Linked DNA regions of Homo sapiens: region 2 is linked to region 1. Evidence: chromatin loops called from intact Hi-C (ENCODE). Cell type or tissue: HepG2. All regions are shown on one strand. Each heading gives the region's core, and the rest is flanking DNA. Links, peaks and the distances in the headings are about the cores only. Region 1 overlaps KAZN (kazrin, periplakin interacting protein). Region 2 overlaps FHAD1 (forkhead associated phosphopeptide binding domain 1).

The links. Peaks named below come from ENCODE experiments on the same cell type or tissue, not always from the same donor. Only the 100,000 strongest peaks of a DNase experiment are listed, where the experiment ranks them.
Region 2: a loop joins it to region 1, with 23 times the contacts of the local background. A loop is called at or near these places in 82 of 110 quality-filtered maps.

Annotation. Positions count from the first base shown.
Region 1 is chr1:15,103,820-15,119,479 of GRCh38, reverse strand. KAZN (kazrin, periplakin interacting protein) reads right to left here. Exons shown (of 15, transcript NM_201628.3): 13 at 15,291-15,457; 14 at 6,939-7,053; 15 at 1,437-5,009. The coding sequence ends at 4,845. It overlaps TMEM51-AS1 (TMEM51 antisense RNA 1), which reads left to right. Exons shown (of 5, transcript NR_027136.1): 4 at 576-1,153; 5 at 1,673-7,665. Among named protein-coding and RNA genes, the nearest start is that of TMEM51-AS1, 41 kb to the left of the region's middle. RefSeq lists enhancers at 6,458-7,036, 6,907-7,046, 7,037-7,616. In HepG2, for the core only: a CTCF peak has its summit at 8,462 (motif pointing left); DNase peaks (open chromatin) are centred at 8,449 and 8,699.
Region 2 is chr1:15,296,939-15,312,598 of GRCh38, reverse strand. It overlaps FHAD1 (forkhead associated phosphopeptide binding domain 1), which reads right to left. Exons shown (of 34, transcript NM_001391957.1): 6 at 11,158-11,394; 7 at 3,863-3,986. Among named protein-coding and RNA genes, the nearest start is that of FHAD1-AS1, 39 kb to the left of the region's middle. RefSeq lists an enhancer at 6,530-7,729. In HepG2, for the core only: a CTCF peak has its summit at 7,687 (motif pointing right); a DNase peak (open chromatin) is centred at 7,688; H3K27me3 peaks cover 571 bases.

The sequences.
Region 1 (15,660 bases), core at 4,905-12,904:
CTCGAGCCCAGCAGATTGAGGCTGCAGTGAGCTATGATCCTGCCACTGCACTCCAGCTTGGGTGACAGAGCAAGACTTCATCTCAAAAAAAAAAAGAAAAAAAAAAAAGACAGACCACAGTGACACTTGGCGGAGTATTTAATTCATGTCTGTCTTTCCCACCAAGAGGGTAGTGGTTGGGCAGGATTTTTTCACCATTACGTCCCAGCATCTAGCTCAGGGACTGCCTGCCTGCCTGGGATGGTCTTCCCCCAGATCTTTGCAGGGCTGGCTCCTCAGAATTTAGGTCTCAGCTCAAAAATCCTCAAGGATCCCCCGCACTCTACTTGAAGTCCCGATCACACTTGTCACTATCTGAAATCAATCACCCTGGCCACTGGTGTGTTTCTTACCTCCTTTCATGACCTGTGTAAGTTCTGCCACTGGATCCCCACCACCAAGGACCAGCCCTGGCTCCCAGGTGGATTGAACAATACAGTATCTGTGGTCAGCCTAGAGAAACTGGCCATCCCCAGTCTATCTTTCAGCGTCTTCTAACTTTTCTTGTCTCCTCCCCATTTAATACACACTTCCAGAGTGCTCAGCCCCTGCCGACATGAGCAATGGGCAGCGCGTCCAGCTGGGTTCCTGCCCCATGAGAAGCACACAGCCTGGTTTGGTAGGTGGGGCTCCATCAGGGCTGTTTGGATACCTGGGTGGAGCCCACAGACCAGCCCCCACCTTGTGTGGTTAGGGCTTTGCTAGGAAGGCCCATCTGTGCGCCATGACCTTGGAACTCGATGTGAGATCCCTGGACCGGCAGCAGCACCTGGAAGCTTGTTGGAAATGCTGATCTCAGGTGGGACTCCAGAATTCCCGCATCTGCACCTGCACTCCCAAAATACCTCCCCACCAGGTGATCCGAGGCCATGGGGCGGTCTGAAGGGCACTGTGCTGGGGCGTCCCACCACTAGAAATCCAGTCCGGTAATCTGAAGATGTAAGTGCCCCCAGGAGGAGTGACGGAGTGACACAAATGACACAAGGGGAGGGGACTTGTCAGGTGTCCACTCCTGACTGCAAGTTCCCAGGGCAGAAGGCAATGCCCCCACAGGGACTTTTCCAGACACTCCGAGTGCACCTGAATTGCATTTTGAGTGATGCTGCCTGCTAAGGTAAATCCTATGCTGGGAGGTGGGGGGAGGGGGGTTTGCCAACATTGCAGGGGGGTGAGGGTTGGGAGAGTGTGTAATTGTGAGGATGATCCTGGGATTTGGAGGCAGATGGACTGGGTTTGAGTCCCTGCCCTGGGATGTCTTAGCTTTACAGAGCTGGGCAAGGCCCTCCACCTTTCTGATCTCAGCTTCTCCATCTGTGAAATGGGTTCAAAATCTCACAAAGAGGCTGCTGGGAACACTAAATGAGAAAACACAGAAAAAAGCCCCCTCTGCCATAAAGTGCTGTGCAGTAGTATTTATTGTTACAGTGTTAAAATTCACTCTCGGGGAAGCGATTTGGGGCCACGGCCCTAGAAACTGCATCTTTGTTCAGAGCCAACCCATTTCCTCTGCAGCCACAAAATGCCTTTGTGTGTCAGGGCTCGGGAGATTCTCCTCGCTGGCCAGCCATTGGCAAGAATGCCAGACTCAGAGGTTGCCATTGCCCACAGGCTTTCTTCTCCTTTCCTTTCACAGCAGGAAGAGCCCTCCGGAGCCTCGAAAAGCAGAGTGGAAGTGGTGGTGCCCAGGACGCATGGGCTCTGATGGGAAGAGGGAGGTGGGCCTGAGCATGGGCCTTCTTCTCCCCAGGTCAGAGGGGCCTGGATGCCCCTGGAGGGAACACTGAGGTCACCTCTGGCCAAATCTTCCTGTTCTGCCAGTACCCAGCCCTGTTCAGTGACGTCAAGCTTTTGGGTCCCTGTCCTGGGGCCCTCCACGCTGGCCGGGCTGTGTAGAGACGCCCTTCTCTCCACTTTATTGGGTCCAGATTGTTGTGTGGCTTCTCCCCTCCTCTGCAGCCTGGGGTCTGAAAACAGCGATGCCAACAGACAGACAGATTTCCAAAAGAAAGGTCCGGCTCAGCCAAGGACAAAGGGGCCTCGCAGAGGCTCCTGGGGGTCAGAAAGCTGAGAGTCTACCAGGCAGGTGCCTTCTCCACCCACAGGCACAAGCTACAACAGCTTTCCAAGAAGTGCATCCACATCGTCCCCAGGTCCAGATGCCCACATTGCCCTGCAGGGACCAAGACCACACTCGGGCTGCTTGGACAGGATGTAGCTGGTCACTGTTCTGGAGCTGGCCCCTCTGTAGCCTGTGACAATCAGCTTGAGTCTCTCTGCCAAGTCTCCGCCTTCTGTTCTTCTTGCCGACCTTGAAGCAGAGTTGACGTTTCAGGTTTTTCCAGCAGACAAAGCTCACTCAATCTGATACTGTGGAGGTTGTTAATTTAACAACCAACCCATCCTCATGTTGAGAAACCAGCTCCAAATGCTCACCTGGCTGTCAGGGATGGGGAGCCTCATGGGTGAAAGAGGGTTGTGATGGCATAATTTAAACCAAAAGAGGCATTCGCGGTTGCCCGTGTTGCCTCAGGCCTGCTGGCCTCCTGCTGTGAACATTTTGGGCAATACTGTCTCTGCCAGTGACCCCCAATTGTCCACTTGTCTCCAGCAAGATCGAACCATGTAAGTGCCATTTCTGACAAGTTGGGTGAACGTTGGTTTCAAATCATCAGCTCTGCATTCAAGTGCCCTGCTACAATTCTGGCTCACTCTGTGGGAATAACTGCCTGCCTGGGCACGTTGCTGTTGCTGCCTCCCAAACGGCAGTTTCTGGGGTCCCAGGTCATCCAGGCTGGATGTGGCTTGGGAGAGACCTGTGGCACCAGGTTGGAGGGAGGTCTCACCTCTCCTTTCTGAGCTGTGGACTGCAGCTTCAGGACCCTATGGATGAGGCCGAATGTCATGAAGATAATGGAATTTGGAGTCTCAACAAAGCCAAGCCACATGCCAGAGATTCACCACCTGGGGCCCAGGATCAGAAGTGTGCCCTTAGGAGGCCAAACATCCACCTGTCTACCAACTAGACATTTGGTCTCAGACAGCAAGAAAGGCTGCGTTTATGTCATTAGGGGGAACACCACGGTCTTCGGCATGAGAGAGGTGTAATTCTCAAGTTCATCAGAGCTCGGCTTCCCCCATGAGAGGAAACAATTTGCCAGGTTGAAGAACACACGCTTTGAGGGTTCTCAGAGGCTGACACCTGTTGTGAATCTTGGAAACTCAAGCCCCAGTGCAAACGGCCTTGAAGGAGGTCGAGCATCATGGTTCCAACAAGTGACTCGCTTTGATAACCCGATGTGTAAGCAGAATCGCAATGCATCCGTCCTTCCCTAATCATCACGTGGCTGTCATCTGGTCAATGAACTGAGGCCCGAAGGCTTGAGTCAAACTGGTTTTCAAGGCTGTGCTCATGGGATTTATATGTTTCTTGAGCCCTGTTGGAGGCTCTTGGCAGGTCTGAACATTAAACATTTCTTTTCTTCCTTTTGCACACTGCTTCAACCTAAAGAGTTGGAGCGAACTAGCTCTATATCATTTCTGTGTTGTAAATGGGAAATTAGCTACCCCATAACTTCCCATTGTCTCCTGAGAGGTTACAAATTGTGTTACAGATATTAGCAAGTGTTAATCCTCACGATGTCCCTGGGAGGGAACCAGAAGTATCGTAGATGAAGACATCGAGGCACAGAGAGGTGAGGCCACTGGGAAGAAGCCACACAGCATAACAGTGGCAGGTCAAGAAAAGGGCTGGGGTTCTCCCCACCAATACCAAATGATTTTGCTCTGTGGAGTTTGTGTCTCGGTTAGGACATTGGTGAGCTATGTCACCTATGTTTCAGGTGACAGGGACATCACAACAAAGGTTTGTTGGGTTAACAATGTCAAGCATTTCCCTGCCCCAGACCCCAAACTCATTGCCACACTCCATACCACTGTCACGGAGTGCAGATAGTGGGGTTTGGAATCTCAGTAAAGCCAAACCACAGGCCAGAGATTCACCATATGGGGCCGTCGGTCATCCCCGATCCTGTTGTCCCAATAGCTTTCATTCTGGTGATAGGATATCTGCATCTCCTAGAAATGTGGCTGCTAAGCCCCACTCCTGCACGGATCATTCACCGGCTCCCCACTCAGCGTAGCCACTCCTGGGTGGATCGGCAAACAGCTCTTCAATACGTCCACCCCCATGTGTCACAGAGCTTTTCAGGTGGAAGGATTTTGCATTCTCCCAAGAGAGATTCAGTGAGCCAAGTCAGGACCCAAGTTCTCAGTCAAGGGTAAGATGCTGTAGCCGAGAGTTCCCCAACCCCCGCCCTGTCCGACGTCTCGGCAAGAGGCAGCACTTCCTGCACCCGGCTCTGCCAATGCACTGGGCGCTGGGGTGTGGGGTTGGGGTCCCCCCTGCTCCCGCCGGAAGGGTGTTTTAGGGAACTGTGGGCCTCCTCCCACCTTGGCAGCTCCGTTTAAGGCTCCAGGGACTGCTTGGCTGCTCCACAGTGACGGTCACTCTGAGGTGGAGCCTGTGTATCCTGGATGGAGGCAGGGCCGGACACTGTGACAGGTCCTCTGGGCCCATCTCCAGCTGAACAGGAAAGTCCATGGCCCACCCAAGACAGGTGGGCTGGTGTCTTCTCTCTCCTGGGCGCTGTGGAGCTGAAACCGCAGAGTCCATCGGGATTTTGCCCAGGAGCAAGGGACATCCTCAGCCTGCGGCCGCTATGTACAGTGAGAACGACACCTGGGGCCATCTGGCTTCTCTTCCTTCCTGGGTCTCTCACGTTGGGTCTGGTGGAGCCACCAGTTCCTTACACGTTGGTGACCTCCAGGCTGTTGTAGCCTTCCAGACGGCACTGTTCCAGCCTGCTCTGGGGGTCATCGTCTCCGCAATCTTCGTTTTGAAGAGAGCCATAGTCATCATGGAAATCGGGATCTTTGCTGCTGAAGCCCCTTCCTATCTTCCCCAGGGGCAGCTGAGAAGAGAAGAATATGATCAAAGGACAGGAAGAAGAGAAACAAGAATTAAGAATGAAGGTCTGGGAAATGTCTCCAATTCTAATTGCTCTGTGATTGAGTAACTTACTTAACCTCTGTGTGCTCCTCCTATTAGTAATAATACTCCCTGCTCAGGGAGGTTGAGGGGAGTTTGTGAATGACCATTAGGGGAGAGCTTTGTGTCCCCCTGCCCCCGGAAGGATTCAGTTGGTTACCAAGGGTGAGGACAAATATCGTTAGTCTGATTATTCCTGATTCACAAAAGCCTCCTTCTTCCCTCCTTGGTGGGTGGAGAGTTGAGGAAGTGTGTCCTGGAGACTACCTGTGAGAATGTCTGAGCAGGCCCATGAGGTCTGACTGCACTCCCAAGTCAAGGAGGAATATTCTAGACGGCCTGGTGTGGCAGAAAGAATGCGAGTTTTGGAGACTCACAGACCCAGGTTCAGATCCCTGCTCTGCCACTTCCCAGCTGTGTGACCTTGGACAAGTCACTTCCCCTCTCTGAGCCCATTTTTCTCAGCTACAAAATGGGAATAGTAGTTTCTAACTCCCAGGTTTGTTGTAAAAAGTAAAGTCCCACCAGTCTGGCCAACATGGTGAAACCCCGCCTCTCCTAAAAATACAAAAATTAGCCGGGCGTGGTGGCGAGCTCCTGTAGTCCCTGCTACTCAGGAGGCCGAGGCATGAGAATCACTTGAACCCAGGAATCAGAGGTTGCAGTGAGCTGAGATCGTGCAACTGCACTCCAGCCTGACAGAGACCCTGTCTCAAAAAAAAAAAAGTCAAGTCCCATCTGCAAAGCACATAGCAAGTGCTTGCACCGAGTAAGTCCTTGATGTACTTGATGAATAGTGACTATTATTATCACACATAGTAGGCCTTCAAAAATACTTCTCTCTTACTGCACACATCTCTGTGTTAAAGTAGTCACATTAGTGCTTTGTAACTATTTATTTGACTGCCTTTCTTTCCAGACCAGTGTTTCCAGATCTTCTTTTTTTATTATTATTATTGCTCCCTAAGGAGACTTTTTAGACAGTTTTTTCCTAATTGCACCCCTGCTGTGAAATTGTAATGCCACAGACATACTACGCCTCTGCTTCCGTACCATATGTACATTTGTGCTTTTACATAGAAAGAATAAGAATTTTTGCCACCGCCCCCACCCCCCACCAGCGCCAAAACAAATTTTCACTCCTTTGGGGGGCAATATCAGCCCCAATTACTAGAATGCACGTTCTAGAATGGAGCTTCTTAAGGGTAAAGTGGCAATGTATTCATGTTTATGAATGAATGGGGATCATGCCTTCTTCAAATGGAAGACATTTTGGATTACCCAGTTCTGCCGTCTCTGTCTGTGCATTTCCATTGAGGAATCTGTGTCAGTTGGAGTCTGTGCAATCAGACCTGAACTGCACATGTTTTCATACTGTTTGGTTGGAGTCACCAGAGGGTTCATCTTTGCTATTGGTCAGGTCACTGAAGTCGCAAATTGAAATCAGTGATTGGGGCTCAGAGTTTGGGGCTGCGCCGGAACCCTCTGGGCAGCCTAGCTGAATGCAGGATCCCCCTCGCCCCAGAGAACTCCTTTTCCAGGAGACCAAGGTGGGTCCCAGAATCTGCAAGTTCAGTAATAGCCCCAGGTGATTCTCATGCAGGCAGGTGAGACCTGCACTTTGAGATCCAGGTGCTACTCGAAGCCCTGCGGGGGCTTTGTGCACTGTACCCAAAGCATCGTGAAGGTTCCTTGAAGGTACATCCAGGGCATCTGTCCTGGATGCCCCCGTGACCCGGCCTGGCACTCCACCTTCACAGGCCAGCACAGGAGCCACAGAGCTCCCGGGAGGAGAAAAAAAGACCTTTCCCGGGTCTGCAGGACTCACAGGTAAATCCATTGAGAGACTTACCCGGCCAGCCTTGTACTTGAGACCGCTGCTGTTCTCCTCCTTTCCTGCCCGCGTGACGCTGGAGGCCCTGCCAGGGGGCGTTCCAAAACGCTCAGCCTCCCGGATGCCTGTGGAGCTGAAGAGAGGACCATTTTGAGTCAGCAGGGGAGGCTCAGTCAGCTCCCCAGACACACACACACACACACACACACACACACACACACACACACACATTGGTGACAATGACCACAGCTGCTGAGACCGACTGATTACCTCCCACGTGCCATCCTTGTGCTCAGCACTTTATAAGCGTGATTCTCACAACATGCCTGGGGCTTGGGACTGCCAGCCCAGCATTACAGGGAAAGGAGGCCAGAGACAGCAAGCAATTTGCCCAAGACGACACAGCTGTTAGCGGCAGAATCAAGATCTGAACTCAGGCTTCTGACACTCCAAAGTCTTGATCTTAACTCTTCAGTGTACTGTGAACCTTACTGCAACAGACTCCAGATGAGAATCTCAGCATGGTAGCTAATTAGTTGTGCTTGGAGAAGCATGAGGAGTCTCCCCTGCTCTGAATTTGCAATCTGTGTCCCCCACCTGGCTTTCTGCCTGAAGCTGCCCCCATGACTCCCTTCTTTGTGCAAAAGCATGGAAGCTTCTGTTAGGATTTGGCCAACTACAGCCTGCCTGCAGGTCAAATCCAGCTGGCCGACTGATTTTATAAATAAAGTTTTATTGGAACTCAGCAGTGCCCATTTGCTTATGTGTTGTCTATGGCTGCTGTCTTGTTGCTATAAGGACAGAGTTGTAGACTTTTGACAGAGATCATATGGCTCCCAGATCGTAACATATTCACTATCTGGCCTTATACAGAAAAAGTCTGCATATCAATGCTGTGGATAAACAGATTTGGGGCAAGAGGCCCGGCCTGGAGCCAGAAGTCACCACGGAGGTAGACTCATTGAAAGAAATGAAACTTCTAGGCCGGGCATGGTGGCTCATGCCTGTAATCCCAGCACTGTGGGAGGCCAAGGCGTGTGGATCACTTGAGGCCAGGAGTTCGAGACCAGCCTGACCAACATGGCAAAACCCATCTCTACTAAAATTACAAAAAGAATTAGCTGGGCATGGTGGTGCACACCTGTAATCCCAGTTACTCGGAGGCTAAGATTGAACCTCAGGAGAATCACTTGAACCTGGGAGGTGGAGGTTGCAGTGAGCCGAGATCGTACCACTGCACTCCAGCACAAGACTCTGTTTAAAACAACAACAACAACAACAACAACAAACAACAACAACAGAACCTTCTAGCATCTTTTAAGCTGCCTCAGAGAAGTTCTTCTTCTGGGGCAAATTTTGCTGAGAAAGTTCAAGGGAGGGGAGTGGTGTGTAGGAGACAGCACTGATTGAATGGCAAATGAGCTACGTTCTCAAACTCTTGGGTTCCACAGGCTTCCACATAACAGGGAGGGCCTTGCTCAGTGGTGGGTCAGGAAATGCCCTCATGAATGGCCCCTCTGCTCCACCTGGAGGCGAAATTCCCCAGGTCCAGTGGGGAAGCAGCTGTAATTGCAGAAGCCAAAAAATGTAAACTCAGGTAGCTGGCTGTTTGCTCTCTGGCACAGAGGGGTGCTGGATCCCCCAGCTCTTGGAACACTAGCAGTCAAATAAGCCTGGGAGAGCCTCAGGGTCCCATCTCTTATTTTCACTGAAGAGACAGAAGACCAAAGAGGGGGTGTGTCTTGTCCAAAGATACACAAGACACCCAGTGGCAGGGATGGAAATTGAACTTGGGCCTCTGGGATCAAGGTCTAGACCACGGCCTTCCCACTTTGGGATTTAGGGTAGGACAGTGGTCGCACGTGTGGGCTCCACGTCAGCAGCCTGGCTCAGTGCCTTAGCGTTGGCATGGCCTGGGCCGCGTGCTGAGCAGAGTGGGGTTAATAACAGAACTTCCTCGGCAGGTCATTGTGAGGACTAAATGAGAGGATACACACACACACACACACAAACACATATGCACACACACAAACACATACACACAAACACACAAATACACACACATACATACACACACAAATACACAAACATACAAACACACACAAATACACACATACACAAATACACATGAACACATATGCGCACACACAAATACACAGACACACACAAACACACAAATACACACTACATATACACACATACACACAAACATACACACATATACAATATGCCCACACACAAATACACAAATACACACATACATATACACACACACAAACATACACACATATACACACACAAGTGCACATACACATATACATATATACACATACACAAACACACACAAACACCACCTAAACATACACACATACACAACACACATATACACACACAAACACATATGCACACACATACACAAATACACAGACACATACACAAATACACACACAAATACGCACATACACACATACATATACACACATACACACACAGGCACACACACGCACATATATATATACACACATACACAAACACCATCTACACATACATACACAACACACATATACCCACATAAACATACAAACATACAAACACACATATACAAACACATACACAAACACACACACACACACACCCATACACAAACATACACAAACACATATACACACAAGCACACACATGCACATACACACATATATACACGCACATAAACATACACAAACACCACATACACATACATACACATACAACACACACATACACATACACACAAACACATATATACACAGACATACAGACACAAACATACAAACACAAACACACATACACACAGATATATACACACAAACACGCTCATACACAAACATACACATACACCCATATACACACATATAAACACATACACAAACATACAAACACACATACACATATATACACACACACACACATACCCATACATACCCATACATATACACACACATAAACATTAAGCTCTGAGTAACAATAGAAAGAGTAATTGCTACAATTACATCTTACTGTGGCCAAAGGCTTTGGGGACACAGACGTGGTTGGAGTTCCTGCTCAGCTATTCCCTCCATATGTTCTGGTGCGAGTAAAACACCTTACTGGGCCTCAGTTTCCTCATCTGTACGATAAAGTCCAGTAAGCAGCCCTGATCTTTTTTTTCCTCTGAGCGAGGGTCTCGCTCTGTTGCCCAGGCTGGAGTGCAGTGGTGCAATCTTGGCTTACTGGGCTCAGGTGATCCTCCCACCTCAGCCTCACAAGCAGTTGGGACTACAGGTGCACGCCACCACACCCAGCTAATTTTCGTATTTTTGGTAGAGACCGGGTTTTGCCATGTTGCCCAGGCTAGTCTCCAGCTCCTGGGCTCAAGTGATCTACCGGCCTCGACCTCCCAAAGTGGTGTGATTACAAGTGTGAGCCACCGTGCCTGGCCAGCCCTGGTCTTAACAAGCTACCCTATGCACAGAAAGTGGTTGTCTTTCTGTAGACAAAGGAATACGGGGTGACCTTGGCCTCCAGTGTGCCAAAATATCCTCCCTCCTTATTTTTTCCACAGTGGCTGAAATCCCCCCATCTAGGCCTTTGGATAAGATGAAAACACGAAAACTCCAGGGCATAAGCCAAGCACAGGGCCAAGGTCTTTGGAAGCTTTGAACCGACCTATTAAGTATTTCTAGTCACTTAGACCTCGAGGAAATGGTACGTTAGAAGGGGAACTTTTGATGAGGGAACGTTATGGAGAATGGGGCATCTCACTGGACTCTCCTGAGTCAATGTAGAGAACCCTGGGCACTAAATAGGCATCATGGTGCAGGAAGGAAGGTTGGGGGTTGGGAGTCAGCCTCCACCAGGTGGGCCAGCCCGAGCATTGAGTCTCAACCCATTAACCAAGGATTTACAAGGGCAGAGAGGCACAAGATGCTGTGCTGGAGAAAATGAATGGGAAGGAAAGAGTACTCGAGGGCCACCCACTACGTGCTGGGCACACTGTCAGCTCCTCACCACGGTGGCTCAGCAAACCCTCTGCAAAGCCCTGGGAAGAAGGAGTGATCATCCCCATTGCAAGCTGAAAAAACCGTGGCTCAGAGAGGGTAAATTTCTTGTCTAAAATCACACGATGATGGCGGAGGAGCCAGAATGTGGCCTCAAAGGCCCCGCTGGGTCCCATTGCACACAGGCCCACGCCTCTGGGCACTCAGCTGACCCAGTGCCTGGAGTTTGGGCTCACATTTCAGGGATGGTTTGAGGGTGGGGTGGGACAGAATCTCATCTAAGCTCAATGTGTCCTTCCACCCCCATTCCAGCGGCCTGCTGAGTGACCAGAGAATAAATGTTTTCCATTGCCAATGTCTTGGGAAGCCTGTCAGCCGAGGAGGTGGGACAGGTGACAAGGTTCTCTCATTCTATGTGTTTGAGGGTCAAGTCTATTTGAGTTTGTAATGGAATTGTTCTTCTCCATTGAAATGCTAATGAGAACGCTGGAGCAAACTGACAGAAGGGGACTCCTATGCAGCTACTCCAGAGGAAATTGACTGCATGGAGATTCTTCTGCCTCCAGATGAAGGCAGGGGCAGAAGCTCTCAGTTACTGCCGGGCATCTATGTATCAAGCAGGCTGCATACAATTTGCCTCACTGAACCTTTGGAACAAAGCTACAAGGTCGGTATGAGTCATATTCCCCTATTACAGAGGAAGAAACTGAGGCTCAGAGAGTAAAACCTAAAACCACTAGCTCATGTTCAACACAGCAAGAAAGCAGTGATGCTGGGGCTCGAAACCACATTGCAGCCATTGCCCTGCAGAGGAGGAATGGGAGGCAGCGGTGGTGGGGCTAGGGGTGGGTTTGGAATAAATCACTAATATTTATATTATTGGGTGTCTTATGATGTACTGGTTCCTTTGCCAATTGCTTTATGCATTGTCTTATCTCATCTTGCCATCAACTCTTTGGGTGGCAGATAGTGATTACCATACTCATTTTACAAATGAGGAAAGTACAGTTCAGAGAGGTTAAGTAACTTGCCCAGGGTCACACAGCCAGGATTGGTGCTGCTGGGATTTGAACTTGGGTTGCCTGGGGCTAGAGTGCCACAAGGCATTCTGGATGGGTTTATGTCTTCACCTAGTTGTCTATGAAACCAGTTTCTTGCCTGGATGGGAGCCAAAGCCTTTCTTGGATGAGCAGAGACCCTCAGAGATCTATTAAAAAAGGGAAAGAGAGAAAACCTGGAGTGGAAGCAGGCCCTGGGCTGGAACTCCACACCATCCACCTATGAGGTCTTCTCCCATCTCTGTAAGCTTCGTGAAGGCAGGACATGGATCACCCAAGTGCCTGCTCACAGCAGGTGTTCAATGACTGTGGAGGGTGGCTTTTATGGCAAAAGGGGCACTATTCTAGCTTAGATCCCAGGGGAGAGAGATCAGTTCCAGAAAGAGCTTCTGACTAGGAGTAGAGACCTGGGTTCCAGTCCTGCTCTGGTTCCAGTCCTGCTCCTTTGTGTGTCCTGTCCCTGACTCTGTTTTAGTGACAGGCCATATTGCCTTCAAGGCATATTTTTTTTGTTTGTTTTGACTCCTCCGATCCCCTGGCAGCTGCCTTTGGGTACCTCTGCTCCTTGCTGCATCCTTCCTGCCCACTGGTTTTATTCTCCAGGTCCTTAAAGAACAGTCCTATGACTGACACATTGTTGGCGCCGGACCAAGGTTTATCGGGAGATGCAGGAAGTCAGTGTGTGTCAAAGCAGATACCATGAGACCATGGCAGAGACTTCTCCTTGGCGCCTTTGGGTCATGTGCATTGTCAAAGTTGTGGGAAGAGACTAGAGATGACGTCATATTGGGACCCATAAGCTCTTGGTGAATGTGGAGCCTGGACAGAGTCATTTCCCTCTTATCTTATCATTGAGAGGTTCATTGATTTCGTCTCATTCTTGAAGAAGTCCCTGCCCCACCACAACATAAGAACCCACCCTATTTGTCCCCACCAGTCCCTTCTCTGGTGCTCCCTGACTAGTCTTAGTCCTGAACACACCTGTCACCTCATGAGTGGTCAAGAGTTTAATCAGATACACAAATGCCTGCTAATATTCAGCTAGAGCCATCTCTCCAGGGCTCAGAAAAAAGTTTGTTACAGATCATGTGGCTCCAGAAGGGAAGTCAGGGAAAGGGGATAATTCTGAGGAGAAAAGGCTTTTTCCTGTGTCTTTTGATTCATGGCTCCTGGAGGAGGGTTTTGTTTTGTTTTTCTGTTTTGTAGAGATGGACCCTTGCTCTGTTACCCAGGCTGGAGTACAGTGGCATAATCATAGCTCACTGCAGCCTCACACTCCCGGGCTCAAGTAATCCCCAGCCTCAGCCTCCTGAGTAGCTGGGATTATATGGTGCACTCCACCACCTCCAGGGAATTTTTTTAATTTTTAGTAGAGAAAAGGTCACGCTATGTTGCCCAGGCTGATCTTGAACTCCTGGACTCAAGCAATCCTCCTGCCTCCGCCTCCTAAAGTGCTGAGATTGCAGGCATGAGCCACCATGCCTGGCCTAAAACAGAGTTCTTATCAAACATTGTCTCTGTAAGAAGCACCCCAAAATGCTAAAAATGTAGAGTCCTGTGCTCTGCCAGCAGATACTTGTCCTGCAAGTCTGAGGCAGGACCAGGGAATCTGCATTTTACAATAGCTTCAATGATTCTGCTGCAAGGGTCTGTGGGGTGGGCCTCACTTTGAGAACAGCTTGGGTGTCAGCCTCCAATAGGGAAGAGCAGCCCAGGACACCTGGACCCTGCCATACATGCACAATTTTTCCTTAAGCCTCAGTTTCCCCACCTGTATAACATGGGGAGTGGCCCAGCTGCTCCCTAAGGATCCATGTGGTTTAGGGGTTTAGGACTCAGGCCTGAGTTAGAGAGCCCCAAGGTCAAATCTGGGCTCTGTCAACAAAACCAACAAACCTTTAGATAGGCTGATTAAAAAAAAAAACAAAACTCAAACTCAGATCACTAAAACCAGGAGTAAGTGAATGAGTGAGAGAATATGACTACCAACTTTATATATAAGAGGCACTATAAGATAAAAATTATATGATCAACTGCATGCCACCAGATTAGCTAACCTAGATGAAATGGACAAATTCCTAGAAAGATATAAGCTACTGAAACTGCCTCAAGAAGAAATAGAAAATCTGAACAGACCTCTAACAAGTGAAGAGATTGAATTAGAAGTCAAAAAGCTTCCCAGAAAGAAAAGCCTAAGACCAGATGGCTTCGCTGGTGAATTCTACCAAATGTCTAAAGAATAACAAACACCAATCCTTCCAAGCTTTTCCAAAACCCAGAAGAGGAGAGAATACTTCCCAATTCATGCTATGAGGGCTATATTACCCTGATACCAAAATCAGACAAAAACATCACAAGGAGGGAAAACTATAGACCAATATCCCTTATAAATATAGATGCAGATTTTTTCAACAAAGTACTAACAAATTTAATCCAGCAATATATAAAAAGGATTATACACTGTGACCAAGTGAGATTTATCCTGGGAATGCAAGGTTGGTTTGACATATGAAATTCAATCAATCAATATAATACACCATATTGATAGAATAAAGGACAAATCTAGGATTTGCCACTTACTAGCTGTGTATCTTGGGCACATAGCTTGGTACCTTTGAAGAAGTTTCTCCATCTATAAAGGAGGGATAGTGCTACTGATCTCTTGACATTGCCAGGAGGATGAAATTAGATAGTTCACACAGGAAGTATTCAATAAATGGTCATCTAACCCTAAGTGCATGATTTTAAGAAGAGAATCCACTGGGAGGGGGACTGGTTTATGCCCAGGTGTTCATTCTCTGGTCACTTTTCAGATGGGGATACTAGGATAGGTGGGCTGATGTGGTCTGCTTACCTGGTCCATAAGCATCATTAATATGCTCATTCCTGACTCCAAGCCTTTGTCCCCACAGTTGCCCCACCTGGACCAACCAACTCAACCTATTAGGCCAATGCAAGTCCTCCCAGCTACACTCCACCTGCACGTGGCCTTTCCTTACACATGCACTGCTTGCTATCTCTTCTCTAAACACCTGGGTGTTTTTTGATCTAATATACACTTAATTCAAGACCTGACTGCTCCTCTACGTCTTTCTAGTCTATGACCTTCAGGCTAAAGCACTTTGCTTCTCTGAGCCTTAGTTTCCTGATCTGTAAAAGGTGACCACCATGGTGCAAAGAACGAGTGGGAGGCAGTAAGTGATGGGCCAGGATGGGGAGCTGGACCATCTGCTTCCAAAGCCCTGAGCTGTACTGTACCCAGCAGCCCACATGACTGGATCCCAGCCCGTGCTCACTTGGCTGGGTGGAAGACGGCGCTCATCTCCTCTGCCAGGTGTCTCCGGAGGATGTGCTTCCCACTGGGGATGCCCAGGGCAGTGGCCATGGCCTCGGCATTGAATGTGGGCTCCAGCACCAGCACAGCACCATGGACGCCGCTGTTGGTCAGGTTGTCTGCGTACTCCTGGGGGCAAAGGCAGGGGACTTGTTAGCCTGCAGGGGCCATGCTGCTGGCCTAAGGGGGCCCCAGTTCCACGTGGGGCTCTGTCCCCAACAGCAAGGGCTTGACCCCCTGGGGACCAGTTAATTTGACGGTGAAGAGGAACCCCTCCCCAATTTTTTAGAGCCACGAGGTCAGGGACCTCCTGTTACTGAGATGGTCCCTGA
Region 2 (15,660 bases), core at 3,278-11,277, 190 kb before region 1:
CCTCGACCTCCTGGACTCAGGCGATCCTCCTGCCTTGGCCTCCCAAGTAGCTAGGACTACAGGTACGTGCCACTATGCCTGGCTAATTTTTGTATTTTTTGTAGACATGGAGTTTTGCCCATGTTGCCCAGGCGGGTCTCAAACTCCCAGGCTGAAGCAATCCACCAGCCTCTGTCTCCCAAAGTGCTGGGATTACAGATGTGAGCCACAATGCCCAGCCTAGCTTAGTGGTCTGAAGAAGTTATTTAACCTCTCATTGTATCTACAGAGTTGTATAAAGAACATAGTAGAGTGGCTAACACATAGTGTTTATTCCCTGCCACCCACAAGTATATGTGGTAGCCAGCTTGCAAAATGGCCCCCATGATCCCTGCCTGTTAGAATACCTGGCCTCGTGTAGCCCCCTCCCACCTGAATAGGGCTGACGTGTGTAACTCATATGGCACTGTGGAAGTGGTGAATGTGACTTCCCAGGGTGAATCATCAAAGATGTTGTGGTTTCTTCTTTGCTCTCCTTGGATCACTCAGTCTGGGGAAAGCCAACCGCCATGTTGTGAGGACACTCAAGCAGCCCTAGGGAAGGACACACATGGTGAGGAACTGAGGCCTCCAGCCAACAGCCATGTGAGCGAGTCATTCCAGAAGGGGATCCTCGAGCCCTAGTCGGGCTTTAGATGACATGACAGCAGTAGCTCCTGCAACCTCGTGAGAGACCCTGAGCCAGACTAAGTCACTCCCAAGTTCCTGAACCACAGAAACCGGGTAAGATAAACATATTTGTTGCTTTTTTGGGATAACTTATGTGACAGCAGATAGTCAATATATTATTGTATTATCACATTGAGAAAAAGTGAGAAGAAGGGTGCATAATGCAGTGGTATTGGGTTATCTCATACGGTCCTTTTCTTAGAAAAACATTCATCCTAGTTTTATTGGTGGGTATCAATCAAGAATCAATCTTTATTGCACAATCAAGGATGTGTAATAAAGAACAACATGATTCAGAATTTCATTGTAAAAATGAGCTTCGTCCGGGGACACAGTTAAGTTCCTTAGAAACAGACTGCTCTCTCTGGGGCTTGCCTGCATGCTTTGTGAGGCGGGACCAGAGTGACCTTTTCTCTAGAATGAATTTGGCTTGAGTCTCTACCAGGTGCCCTGTGTAGTGCAAGGTTGCCCCATTCTGGATGGTGGGAAAGTGAGCTACTCTCAGGCCTACGTGGGCTTCGAGATGGTTCCCTCTGCTCCTCCTGGGTGGTTCCTTCCCTGCCCACATGCACGTGCTCATCACACCTGACTCTGCTGAAGACTTGAGGCGGACCCTCTGAGATCTCCGGGGTGCTCTCCGTGCAGCCCCCTCCCGCCTGGCACGCCACCCAGCAAACTCAAGCTGTGCTGGCTTCTCCACCTCCATCTCCTCAAGTCGGGCTGACCACTGGGCTCTGTCTGGCTTCCCCTCCCTGCTGTGGTCTGGAAACTCTCTCCAGCGCAAGCCAGCCGGGGGCAATCGTAGATTTCATCTTGTTTGTTTCCACTCCCTCCCAGATCATCGTCACATGCTTCTTGGGGCCAATAGATGGAAACCATTATTTCAGACATTTTTTTCTGTTTGTTTGGTTTTTGTTTGTTTGTTTGAGTTGTTTCAGGCAGGTGAGGAAATCCGCACCTTGTTCCTCCATCTGCCTCTCTTCCTGTGGAAGATGGGGTTTGTGATGTGTTGTGATGGCTTCTGTGAGCCTGGGTCACTGTGTGGCCACAATGACCAAAGCCCCTACTGACCCATGATGGGCTCAGGGTGGAAGCAGGAGCTGAACCTGTCTATTGTGAGCCACTGAGACTTGGGGGACTGTTTGTCACTGCAGCGTAACCCGGCCCAGTGCTTCTCGAGCTTAAGTGTGCACAAGCAGCAGCCGGGAGGCTTGTGAAAATGAAGATTCTGATCGGAAGGTCAGGAGTGGGGCCTGAAATTCCCAGTTTCTCACAAGGATCCAGGTGATGCTGATGCTGCTGGTCCAGGGACCACACTTGGGGCCGTGAGAGTGTAGCCCATCCCAGGCCATACCTGAGCCCAGGTCTGTCTGACTCCTTGATTAGAGGAGTGGTGTCTGAGACAGGCTTGTAGCGTGGATGGGGTGTGATGGACAGACGCTGGGGAGGAGGGCAGGGCCCAGCGAGATCCCCCTGGGATGCCTGGTGCCCAGAGCAGCCCTGCCCATAGGGCTCACAAGTATCCAAGAACATTCCATGTTAGGGAAGAACAGAGGTAGAAGCCTGGAGTGGGGAGGGGGACTGCAGAGTGAGGCAGAGGGAAAGCCACGGCCAGGCGGCCTGGGTCCTGCGGAGACAGCGATTGTGTCTGACTCAATGCTACGCTCTGCTTTCACAGCCACGGGCATGTTTCCTGCTGTGCAGGGGGGACTTTAGGAGCAATATGCCCAATCTGGACTCATTCCCTCTCCACCACCTGCTTTTCTCTCTTCCCCCTTTCTCTGTCCATGGCCCTATCATCTGCAGGTCTCGAGACATGCCATTCTCTGCCTTAAAAACCCTAACGTGTCCCATCACACTTAGAAGAAAACCTGAACCCCTCCCATGTAATGTGGCCCTGCCTCCCCCCTGACCCCACCAGGTCCCATAGCCCCTTGTTCCCTGACTCCAGCCACACTCGCCGGCAGTTGATCCAACACCGTGGCTTGGTCCAGCCTCGGGGCCTTTGCACCTGTGCTCTCTGCCCAGCATACCGTTCCCAGGGGCCTCCCGACAGCCCCTCCCACCTCCTCAGAGATATCCCTGCCCAGGCACTAAGCCAGGGATGTCCAATCTTTTGGCTTCCCTGAGCCACACTGGAAGAAGAAGAAGGGTCTTGGGCCACGCATAAAATACACTCACGCTAATAATAACTGATGAGCTAAAAAAAAAAATCGCTAAAAAAAAAAAATCTCATAATGTTTTAGGAAAGTTGAGGAATTTGTGTCGAGCCTCATTCAAAGCTGTCCTGGGCCATATGTGGCCCGCAGGTCGTGGGCTGGACAAGCTTGCACTAAGCTATTCTCCTTCACTTCACCCCCTGAGTGCTTCCCCACCACGGTGTCCAGCTTTATTTCCTCTGGAGCACTGATCTCTCTCTGGTATGGGCTTGTTCATTTATCTTTTTACTTCTTATTGTCTGTCATCCTCTCCCAAGTGTGAGCCCCATGAGCAGAGGGGCAGAGGGATCTTGACTGCTCAGGGCTCTCTCTCCCCAGTGCCTAGAACAGTGCCTGGCATCTAGCAGCTGCTCCATAAATGTGCTGAATGAATGAATGAATGAATGAATCCAGGCTAAGAAACAGCTGTGCCTGGCAAGGGTGGGCCATGAGTTGGCTGCCCCCTTGCCCACCCAAGTTCTTGAGTATCCAGCTACCTCTCAATTAGCAAAATGCTTTCGCTCCGGCCCAAGAGCACCAGTGTGAGATGGGTAAGAGGCTGGGTGCCTTAAACTGGCAACCCCATTTTAGCCACATTCTAGTTTGCATTCACAGCAAACTGGCTCATGGGACTGCCTGAGCTGCAGCTTGTCCTGTGTGTTCCCTGGTGAGGTCCATGCTCAGCAGGCCTTTTAGCTAACAGATAACATTTGCTCAAATATTTATCAAGGGCTCACTCCAAACCAGGCCCTATGCTAGGAACTGGATGGCACATAAACCTCTGAGGGTGAACTCAGATTCATGGACAGGAACTGCCTAAAGGGCTGCTGGGAAGAACTCTGAGGCTGCAGCCAAGTTCAGTAACAAAAAGTATGTGGTTGATTGGTGATGTCTGCTGTGGCCAAGAACAACGGGTGCGGGAGTGGCAGCTCCCAGGCCCGACTCCAAGGGCTCACCTGATGTGATAGCGTTGTCTCTCTTTAAGTTCTCGCCCTCATTCTTCAGGGATGTGATTTCTGAGTTCCGCTCTGACAGGGTCTGGCACAGCACCTTGCTGTAGCCTTTCTGTAGGGCACTGATCTGTGGGAGGAGGTGGCACAGTCAGAGGGGGGCTGGCCCACGTCTGGGAGACACACAGGTACTTCTCACAAGCTTGACAGAAAGATTCAGATTGAGTTTTGGCTGGGGTGTTGGGGAAACCAAGCTTTTTAGTTTTAACCAGTGGAAGGGACAGGGGAGGGCCTGTTCCTTCAAGGACCACCACTTCCTATGTCATCAAAACATGAACCTTATCTTTGTGCCCATAAAGGGGCCCAGGCCTGGCTGCCACTGGGGACACCTGGTTTCTTAATGTGCCTTCTGATGACCTTTGGACTCTCAGCCATAAACAGATCACCTGTTGGTTCCAGGTCGCCCAGTACTGACTGGATACAGAGCAAAGTTCAAGAGAGGGAAGCATGTTATAAAATTAATTCCCTCAAATGATAACAATAGGTTATATCTCACAGAACACTCTAGAACCTACAAAGCCCACTCACAGACACTACTCCTTCAACAGAGCCTCATGGCCTCTCCACAGAAGGCTCCTGGGAATGCTCCCGTATTAGTCTGTTTTCACGCTGTGATAAAGACATACCCGAGACTGGGAAGAAAAAGAGGTTTAGGCCGGGCGCAGTGGCTCACGCCTGTAATCCCAGCACTTTGGGAGGCTGAGGCGGGTGGATCATGAGGTCAGGAGATCAAGACCATCTTGGCTAACACGGTGAAACCCTGTCTCTACTAAAAATACAAAAAATTAGCTGGGTGTGGTGGCGGGCACCTGTAGTCCCAGCTACTCGGGAGGCTGAGGCAGGAGAATGGTGTGAACCCGGGAGGCAGAGCTTGCAGTGAGCCGAGATCGTGCCACTGCACTACAACCTGGGTGACAGAGTGAGACTCCGTCTCCAAAAAAAAAAAAAGAGAAAGAGGTTTAATTGGAATTACAGTTTCACTGGCTGGGGAGGCCTCAGAATCATGGCAGCGGCAAGAGAAAATGACGAAAAAGCAAAAGTGGAAACCCCTGATAAACCCATCAGATCTTGTGAGACTTATTCCCTGTAACTAGAACAGCATGAGAAAGACCAGCCCCCATGATTCAATTACCTCTCCCTGTGTCCCTCTCACAATGTGTGGGAACTCTGGGAGATACAATTCAAGTTGAGATTTGGTGGAGACACAGCCAAACCATATCATTCTGCCCCTGGCCCCTCCAAATCTCATGTCCTCACATTTCAAAACCAACCATGCCTTCCCAATAGTCCCCCAAAGTCTTAACTCATTTCAGCATTAACCCAAAAGTCAAAGTCTCATCTGAGACAAGGCAAGTCCTTCCCGCCTATGAGCCTGTAAAATCAAAAGCAAGCTAGTTACTTCCTAGGTACAATGGGGGTACAGGTATTGGGTAAATACAGCCATTCCAAATGGGAGAAATTGGCCAAAACAAAGGGGTTACAGGGCCCATGAAAGTCTGAAATCCAGCAGGGCAGTCAAACTTTAAAGCTCCAAAATGATCTTTTGACTCCAGGTCTCACATCCAGATTACGCTGATGCAAGAGGTAGGTTCCCATGGTCTTGGGCAGCTCCATCCCTGTGGCTTTGCAGGGTACAACCTCTCTCCCAGCTGCTTTCATGGGCTGGCGTTGAGTGTCTGCGGCTTTTCCAGGAGTACGATTCAAGCCATTGGTGGATCTACCATTCTGGGGTCTGGAGGACGGGGGCCCTCTTCTCACAGCTCCACTAGGCAATGCCCCAGTAGGGACTCTGTGTGGGGGCTCTGACCCCACATTTCCCTTCCACACTGCCCTAGCAAAGGTTCTCCATGAGGGCCCCGACCCCACAGCAAACTTCTGCATGGGCATCCAGGCATTTCCACACATCTTCTGAAATCTAAGCAGAGGTTCCCAAACCTCAATTCTTGACTTCTGTGCACCTGCAGGCTCAACACCATGTGGAAGCTGCAAAAGCTTGGGGCTTCCACCCTCTGAAGCCACAGCCCAAGCTCTATGTTGGCCCCTTTTAGCCATGGTTGGAGTGGGTGGGATATAGGGCACCAAGTCCCTAGGCTGCACACAGCATGGGGACCCCGGGCCTGGCCCACAAAACCACTTTTTCCTCCTGGGCCTCTGGGCCTGTGATGGGAGGGGCTGCTGTGAAGGTCTCTGACATGTCCTGGAGACATTTTCCCCATGGCCTTGGGGATTAACATTAGTCTCCTTGGTACTTATGCAAATTTCTGCAGCTGGCTTGAATTTCTCCCCCAGAAAATGGGTTTTTCTTTTCTACTCCATCATCAGGCTGCAAATTTTCTGAATTTATGCTGTTTCCCTTTTAAAATGGAATGCTTTTAACAGCACCCAAGTCACCTTTTGAATGCTTTGCTGCTTAGAAATTTCTTCTGCTGGATACACTAAATTATCTCTCTCAAGTTCAAAGTTCCACAAATCTTTAGGGCAGGGGCAAAATGCCACCATTCTCTTTGCTAAAACATAACAAGAGTCACCTTTGCTCCAGTTCCCAACAAGTTCCTCATCTCCATCGGAGACCACCTCAGCCTGGGCCTTATTATCCATATCGCTATCAGGCTTTTTGTCAAAGCCATTCAGCAAGTCTCTAGAAAGTTCCAAACTTTCCCACATTTTCCTCTCTTCTTCTGAGCCCTCCAAACTGTTCCAACTTCTGCCTGTTACTCAGTTCCAAAGTTGCTTCCACATTTTCAGGTATCTTTTCAGCAATGCCCCACTCTATTGGTACCAATTTACTGTATTAGTCTGTTTTCACACTGCTGATAAAGCCATACCCGATACTGGGAAGAAAAAGAGATTTAATTGGACTTACAGTTCCACATGGCCGGGGAGGCCTCAGAATCATGGTGGGAGGCGAAAAGCACTTCTTACATGGCGGCGGCAAGAGAAAATGCGGAAGAAGCAAAAGCGGAAACCCCTGATAAAACCATCAGATCTCATGAGACTTATTCACTATAACGAGAACAGCACAGGAAATACTGGCCCCCATGATTCAATTACCTCCTGCTGGGTCCCTCCCACAACATGTGGGATTTCTGGGATACAATTCAAGTTGAGATTTGGTGGGGATGCAGTCAAACCACATCAGCTCCCATTTTGCAAGTGAGGAAATCAAGACTCAGAGGGGTGAGGTTGCTTGCTTGGGATTGCACGGATCAGTCGGTGGTAGAGTTACGATCCAAATCCAGGCTTTAGTTGCCTGCTTCCAGTTCTTTCCACGTGGCTCTAGGAACCAGCATTAACAGCCTGAGGCCGTGGAGCATGGTAGGGACTCAGGAGCCAGACTGCCATCTGCAAAATCCGTCTCTGTGTGAAGGTAGGGAGGACACCAATTCTGTCCCATTTTTTTATTCTGTAAGTGTGGTGACAGTCGTAATTTCAGGGTTGTTGAAAGCATTTTCATAAGTTAGTACATGTAAGAGTACATAGACCATGCCTGGCTCCCCACATAGACACTAGCTCTGATTATTCTACGGTGCGTTTTAGCTTCTGCTTCTCTTGCCTGTCTCCAGGAAGGTAGACTGATAGTATTTTTGTGTGCATTTGTAAGCCTTGCCTAGGCTCACTTAAACACCAGTGTGATTGTTATTAAGAGGAGTGCAAGAATCCCTGTTAATCATCTCATCGTGTTGCAGGCATATCATAAGATATGACAGGGTGGGAGTCGGGGGGGACCCCGACAATGCAGATACGGTGTGCCCTGCACCTGGCCACCAGGTGGCGCTCACAGTCTGTTTTTAGTGTCTGTCCCTGAAAACCTTGTGGCTATGACTCGGTGGTAGAATTAACAGAAGGATCAAGGTTTCACAATTTCTACGGCCCATTTCGTGCACCAGTCACATCTTCCCTGGGGCATCTGAGACACTGGAGAAGGGGTGCTCACTAGAAGATGGAGGGACATGGGCTGCAATGTCCCAACCCTCTCCAAGGCCATACTTGCGCAGGTCTCCACTTCGGAAACTTGGAGTGAAAAAAATTATTTCACCTCTTCCTGTTTTCTGTGGGGACATGCAACTCTCCCATAAAAAGGCACTTGGAATTTTTTTTTAAAAAAGTTACAGCTCTTCTCAGCTTAATGCTTTTGTTTGTATACCAGAGGCACAACACAGAGAGAAACTTCCAGAAGGGATGGGAAAATACATCCCCCAGACTCCAGTGCTGTCTGACAGATAGGAAATGTTTCAATCTAAGTACCAGAGCTTTAGGATATCAGACTGTGGGAAAACTCCAAGTAGTCTTCAAACATCTTCATCAATTTCATGACCAAAATAAATATCCATATTGTCTATAATTGGCATAAATCCCCAGGTGTTAGTGCCTATTACACTGTGTAATAAAATGGGCACTGGGTCATAAGAAAGTTAATAGTGCTAGGAAGACTGATTGCTTTAAGATACTAATTCAGCTTCTAATTAGCACAGGCAGTGCAGGCCGCATGGCGGTACGCATTGTCTTGGGGTATTGTATCAGATCGAAGGGCTTTGAGAGCAAATCGTTATGCACACACTTTCAGGAGACCCAGGAGAATAAAGTAATCAGAACAATAAATCAACCTGCCATGTGGCTTGTACGTCTGCTTGAATGTTCTGTTGGCAATAGAATATTTAAGAGACTAAAATGTGAGCAGATGAAACTTGATTTGGATTCAGACCAACTGCATCCTTTAGCTCAGAGATGCTTTGTTATAAAGTATCATCTTTCAATTATGAGCCAAGATCAAAGTGGGGGGAGGAGTATTAATAAGTCAGAGTAATTCTTTCTTTCTTTCTTTTTTTTTTTTTTTGAGACAGAGTCTCACTCTGTTGCCCAGGCTAAAGTGTGGTGGCATGATCTCTGCTCATTACAACCTCTACCTCCCAAGTTCAAGTGATTCTCCTGCCTCAGCCTCCCAAGTAGCTGGGATTACAGGCACGCACCATCACGCTTGGCTAACTTTTGTATTTTTAGTAGAGACGGGTTTCGCCATGTTGGCCAGGCTGGTCTCGAACTCCTGACCTCAGGTGATCCGCCTGCCTTGGCCTCCCAAAGTGCTGGGATTACAGGCGTGAGCCACCACGCCCGGCTACAGAGTAATTATTTATAGATAATTTCACGGTGAAAGATAAATTTCCAGATAATGTGAGCACTTTAAACAATACCCAAAATGTGGACACAGACTCAAAGAGATGTGACAGTTACTCATCCTTAACCTTGTATCTGGACAAGACACTTCACTTAGTGCAGGAAAGCTCTGAAATGGGAGAGTTACTGAAAAAGATGGAGATCTGGTTGCAAAACTGGGTTCAGATGAGAAGAGAAAGAGGCTCCTCAAGGAGTTAGAGACATGTCCAGGCAGCTGTCTGCAGCAGTATTTCCTATAGGACCAGCTCCTTTCATTGCTCTTTCAAAAACAGGTCTGAAGGAGGGTCACTGCCTCAATATTAGGGCATATATTTGTCTGTTTTGTTGTCTACTCTGTCCCCCTCATTGGAACACAACTGTAAGAAGACAAGGATCAGGTCAACCTTGTTCTCTGCCGAATTCCCAGAGCGCAAAAGAGGGCCTGGCACTGGGTAGTCACTCAACAAACGTTTGAATGAACGAATGAGTGGATGAATGAATGAATGAACAGACACTGTCCTATTCTGGAAGGTAACTAGGCCCAGCCCTTGCCCTTGTGGAGTTTATAGTCCCGGAAAGACTCTTCGAGGTTCACCATGTCTAACCTAGGCTTTTTCCAGGGCTGAAACTGTGCACCCTGAACTGGGTACAGAAGGCAGAGGCCAAAAGCAGTGAATCGGCGAACAGAGGCCCCAGGCATGTCCACAGTTTAACCAGCATGATGCACTGAGGGTGAAATTCACCAGTGGCCCATTACTCTTTTAACAACTTTGTTGACTGATATACAATATCACTGACCACTTTTTTTTTTTTTGAGACGGAGTCTCGCTCTGTCGCCCAGGCTGAGTGCAGTGGTGCTATCTTGGCTCACTGCAAGCTCTGCCTCCCAGGTTCATGCCATTCTACTGCCTCCCGAGTAGCTGGGACTACAGGCGCCCGCCACCACACCTGGCTAATTTTTTGTATTTTTAGTAGAGACGGGGTTTCACTGTGTTAGCCAGGATGGTCTTGATCTCCTGACCTTGTGATCTGCCTGCCTCAGCCTCCCGAAGCGCTGGGATTACAGGCGTGCGCCACCGCGCCCAGCCATCACTGACCAATCTTAAAGTAAAAAAAAAAAGAATTTGAATCAAGTTTCAAGAGAAACGTACATGACTGGTAAATTCAGAAATTCCAGGTGAAGAATTTTTGTTTGATGAAATTCCCTATAAGTGAACCAGTAACTAACTGCCTTCAGGGTTTGGTAAAGGCCTCTGTGTTTGGAACACCGGGCAGTTCCTTCTCCCCACTTAGCTAACTTCCCATAGCTCTCTCTGGCTGGGGCTGGATTTGGGTGAGACGCGGTTACTGAAGTGACAGCATTGTGGGGAAATAGGAAATCGAGGTGAGAACATGGGGTCTGCGAGAAGGCGGACCTGAGTTCAAATTGCACTGCCACCTCTCACGTGCTGTGCAAGCTGTAAGCAGTTCCTGGGTGTCTCTGGGCCTGTCTTAGACTTTTTTCTTTCTTTCTTTTTGAGACAGGGTCTCACTCTGTCACCCAGGCTGGAGTGCAGTGGCGCCATCTCAGTTCTCTGCAACCTCTGCCTCCCAGGTTCAGCCTCGGCCTCCCAAGTAGTTGGGATTACAGGCATGCACCATCACGCCTGGCTAATTTTTGTATTTTTAATAGAGACAGGGTTTCACCATATTGGCCAGGCTGGTCTCAAACTCCTGACCTCAAGTGATCTGCCTGCCTCAGCCTCCCAAAGTGCCAGATTACAGGTGTGAGCCACAGCGCCCGGCCTGGGCCTGCCTTAGACCCTTCATCTGTAGAATGGATGTGTCAGAGGATTGTGAGGTTTAAATAAGTTAATCTAAAGCGCTTTGCACTAGTTCTTGCACATGGCCAGTGCTGAACAAAGGCTGATCTTGTTCTTACCATGCTAGGAAACTGCCGAATCTCCCAGTCTTGTGGATTTGTGTTCTTAACCACCATGCTCCACTGACCACGCGTTCCCTAACTCTGGGTGGCTCACCTTGGTTGGTGGTCCTGGGGCCTCCCGGGCCTTGGCCTGAGAGCTGTGCTGTACCTCTCAGGCTCTGCCTACCTGGCTTTTCAAGCTCTGGATCTCTTTCTGTTTGGCATCGATGTCTTCATCCAGAACCTGACACTTCTGCGAGATCTCCTTCTCATTCTGCCTGGAGGTGGTGGTCTCTGACACCTTCTGACTCAGCTCAGCCACTTCATTCTGCAGGTTTGCTATTATGACGTCTTTGTATTTGGATTCAATTTCATAATCTGAGAGACGGCTGACCTCTTTTCCCAGCAGCAGAATTATTTCATCCTGGGTAGAGATCAGATGGGAGGCTTACTAGGTGTGGGCCTAGGTGTGAGGCTGAGCCCATTAAAAAAAAGTAGGGGCCGGGTGCGGTGGCTCACGCCTGTAATCCTAGCACTATGGGAGGCCAAGATGGGTGGATCGCCTGAGGTCAGGAGTTCGAGACCAGCCTGGCCAACATGGTGAAACCCTGTCTCTACTAAAAATACAAAAATTAGCTGGGTGTGGTGGCAAGCGCCTGTAATCCCAGCTACTTGGGAGGCTGAGGCAGGAGAATCGCTTGAACCCGGGAGGCAGAGGTTGCAGTGAGCCCAGACCATGCCATTGCACTCTAGCCTGGGCAACAAGAGCAAAACTGTCTCAAAAAAAGGTAGGAAAATTATAGTGTAATTATTTTGGGAAAGTAAGGGCAGGCAGGCAGGGAAAAGGCAGACTTTGAGGCTCTCTGTCACTTGGCAACTCATAGAGACAAGAGTTTGGTTAAAATGATTACTTGCATACAGACTTCTATAAGTCATGTGTATACCTTAGAGCGACAGAAACTTTCCTTTCCCCTAAAATTATACTTTCATATTAAGAACCACCATCCCACTTGGGAATTTTTGTTGCCAAAAAGTTTATTTATAATATTTTTAGGAATCAACTTACCAGGCCTCAGTCTAACATCTGGGGACGAAGGAAAGGTAATTAAGGAAATGACTCTATTCAACCACATTCTGACTATAATGGGGCTATTTAACTTTACAAATTTAATACATTCTGAAATAGCTTTTCCCCTTTCCTCTCTTCTGTTATTCCCTGGCTCTTTTGGTTATTCACATAAAAATTTATTCCAGGTAACTGAGTCATGAAAAATAAATGAGAGGGGAATGGTGATTTATGTATATAGGCTCTTGTAAATTTCAGGCTGGAAAAAACTTTGGGCTTGGCAGGCTGTACCCACAGGTATCATTAACCCAGTCCCCCATCTCTCCAAAAGAAAAAGCACCGTAGCCGAAGAATTTGTTAGGTTTCCCAAAAAAGGGGGAAAAAATCCCCCAAACTTCTCACCAGAACGCATCAATAAAATATCAGGAAGATTGAGAACAAAAATTCCCCGATGTGATTCATAGGCAGCTACAGAGTTCCTGATCAGTTACTTTGAGAGGAAACTGCTCTCCATGCAATTTTCCACTGGTGGGAAGGAAGCGGGTGGGCAGTTTCTAGGCCAGCTCATTGCCTGGAGAGCTCGACCTTCTAGCTTGCTAACCTGGGGAACCACAGGGTTTTGGTCATGATGGAGCCCAACTGCTGACCAGGGTCTGTCATTGGGTCCCTGTGAGTGCTTGTGGCAACATTTCAAAGGACAGCCTCAAACAGAGTCCATGCTCTGGGGCAGCCCTTTGCCTTATCCAATATGAGTTACCCGAGGGCTCCATTTCCAGCCAGGTGTTTGTTCAATATCCACACAACAAACATGTATTGAGCATCTACTGTGTGCCACGCTTGTGCTGGGCACTGAAGTACAGAGAAGCCTGCAGCTTATGGTGCACAGCTATGGTTCCTGCCTTTCTGGTGGGGACCCTGTGACTTCCTTGAGGGAGCACCCCTGACCCTTCCACACGGTCTTGGTAGGAGGGTCAGTTATGTGCCCTGATCCTTCCTGTCCCACCTGCCTTCCTGTCCCACCTGCAATTGACCCAGCCTGGTCAATTGGCATTTTCTCAGAGATTTCATGTATTACTTAAAAGAGGAAGAAGCTCTTGCTTCCTTTTGGATCATAAACTTTAAACTTACAGACTTCAGTTTGTCTACAGTCATGTTTTCCAACATAAGAAGCCAGCCTGCTGCAAAAGCAAAACTATGAGGGAAACAGTGGAGAAACTGATAGCGGGGGAGGGGAAGCTGATCATTCAAGCTCCTGGATCCAGTCATGCCTGAAGCTGGTTGGCTTTTACATTTTCCAATAAGATAAGACAATAAATGCTTTCTTTCTTTCTTTTTTTTTTTTTCCTTTTTTTTTTTTTTTTTTGAGACAGGGTCTTGCTCTGTCACCCAGGCTGGAGCACAGTGGTGCAATCACAGCTCACTGCAGCCTTGATCCCCTGGGCTCAAGTGATGCTCCCACCTCAGCCTCCCTAGTAGCTGGGGCTATAGGCAAGTTCCACTATGGGTGGCTCGTTTTTTTGTTGTTGTTGTTTGTTTTTTGTTTTTGTTTTTTTTTTTGCAGAAATCGAGTCTTACTATGTTGCCCAGGCTGGGCTTGAACTCCTGGGCTCAAGTGATCCTCCTGCTTGGCCTCCCAAAGTGCTGGGATTACAGGCGCGAGCCACTGAGCACAGCCTATTTTTTCTTAAATCAATTTGTTTATTGTCACTTGCACTTGAAGGAGTCCTGACAAGTCAGGGCATAAATATTTCATAAATAGTAAAAATTTAGAAACGTGGTTGGATCCTATTTCCAGCTTAACAACTGTGGTGGATTAAAAATGGCTACAAATAACTTTGCAGCTTCTGCCATCAAGCAGTGGAGTCTATTTTCCCCAGCCCCTAAATCTAGGCTGGCCCTGTGATCTGCTTTGACCAAGAAAAAGTGATAGACATGATATTGGGTGGTCTCCAAGCAAGTTCTTAAGAGGCTGTACAGCTTCTGTCCTGGCCCTCTGGAAACCCAGAGGCCACTGCACTGCTATGAAGAAGCCCAGGATGAAAAACTATGTGCAGAGAGGGCTCAAATTCCAAGTGTCCTTTAGTGGTGATTTTTAGTGGTGAGATTTTGGTACACCTATCACCTAGGCAGTATACACTGCATCATATTTGTAGACTTTTATCCCTTGCCCTGCTCCCACTCTTCTCCCTAAATCCCCAAAGTCTACTGCATCACTCTTATGCCTTTGCGTCCTCATAGCTTAGCTCCCACATATCAGTGAGAACATACGATGTTTGGTTTTCCATTCCTGAGTTACTTCACTTAGGATAATAGTTTCCAGTCTCATCCAGGTCATTGCAAATGCTGTAAATTCATTCCTTTTTATGGCTGCATAGTATTCCATTGAATATATATACCACAGTTTCTTTATCCACTCGTTGATTGATGGGCATTTGGATTGGTTCCATGATTTTGCAATTGTGAATTGTGCTGCTATTAACAGGCATGTGCAAGTATCTTTTTTGAATAATGACTGTTTTTCCTCTGGGTAGATACCCAGTGGTGGGATTGCCGGATCAAATGGTGGCTCTGTTTTTAGTTCTTTAAGGCATCTCCATGCTGTTTTCCATATTGGCTGTACTAGTTTACTCATGTAACCAAATACCACCTATACCGCAATAACTTATGGAAAAATTAAAAAAAAGAAAACTAATAAAAACTCTATAAAAACTTAAAAAAATAAATCTGTGGGAAGAAACTAAAAAAAAATAACAAACAAGCAAAAAAACTAATTCCAGGTGTCCCAACCGAGGTCCCAGACATGGGAATGAGGACTTCTGAGACCATCAGCCCCTGCCACGCCACCGGCTGACTGCAGTTGCATGAGTGAGGCAGAAGACACCAGCAGGAGAACCTTCCAAGGCAACCCATAGAATTGTGGGAAATAAATTGCTGTTTTAAGCCACTAAGTTTTGGGCTGGCTTGTTTACAGCAGTGGGTAACTGACAGAGCATCCAAACCTGACTTCCCACCTTACTCACCATTGCTGCAGATTCCTGGACATGTCACTCCCGTGTGTGACAAGAGCTCCAGGTGGTTCTGCTCCTTACAGACTCTGAGAATGGCTGCAAGGTCAGGCCCTGATCTTTAGGGGAAGCAAGGCATTGTGGATCATTGCTTTTAGTATTAGGTTGGTGCAAAAGTAGTCGATTATCATATAATTTTCAGGTTGTGGCTAAGTGAGGCAAAATCAACCTGGATCCATCCTTCCCAAGTTTGCTTCAATTTATCTGTTCTGACCTCTCTTCCTGTCTCACTCCCTAAACCTCTCTGGTTCTTTAACAAGTCTTTCTCATTTGCTTAGTCATCTCTGACCTCAGCTCTCACTTCCTCCCACTAGGGAAGTTAACCAGACCTGGGTGTGAATCTCAATTCTGCCCCTTTTACTGTGCAACCTTGGGCAAGTTACTTAAACTCTCTGAGCTCCGGTTTCCTCATTGTTAAGTGATGGTGATTTAAAAAACCTATTTTGAAGACAGCAAAGATTAAATGAGTGAATGAATGTTAAGTGCACAGGACACAGTCCAGCTCACAGTAGATGCTTAATAAACAGTGGTTGCGGAGGTCGTAATTTAGAATAAAACA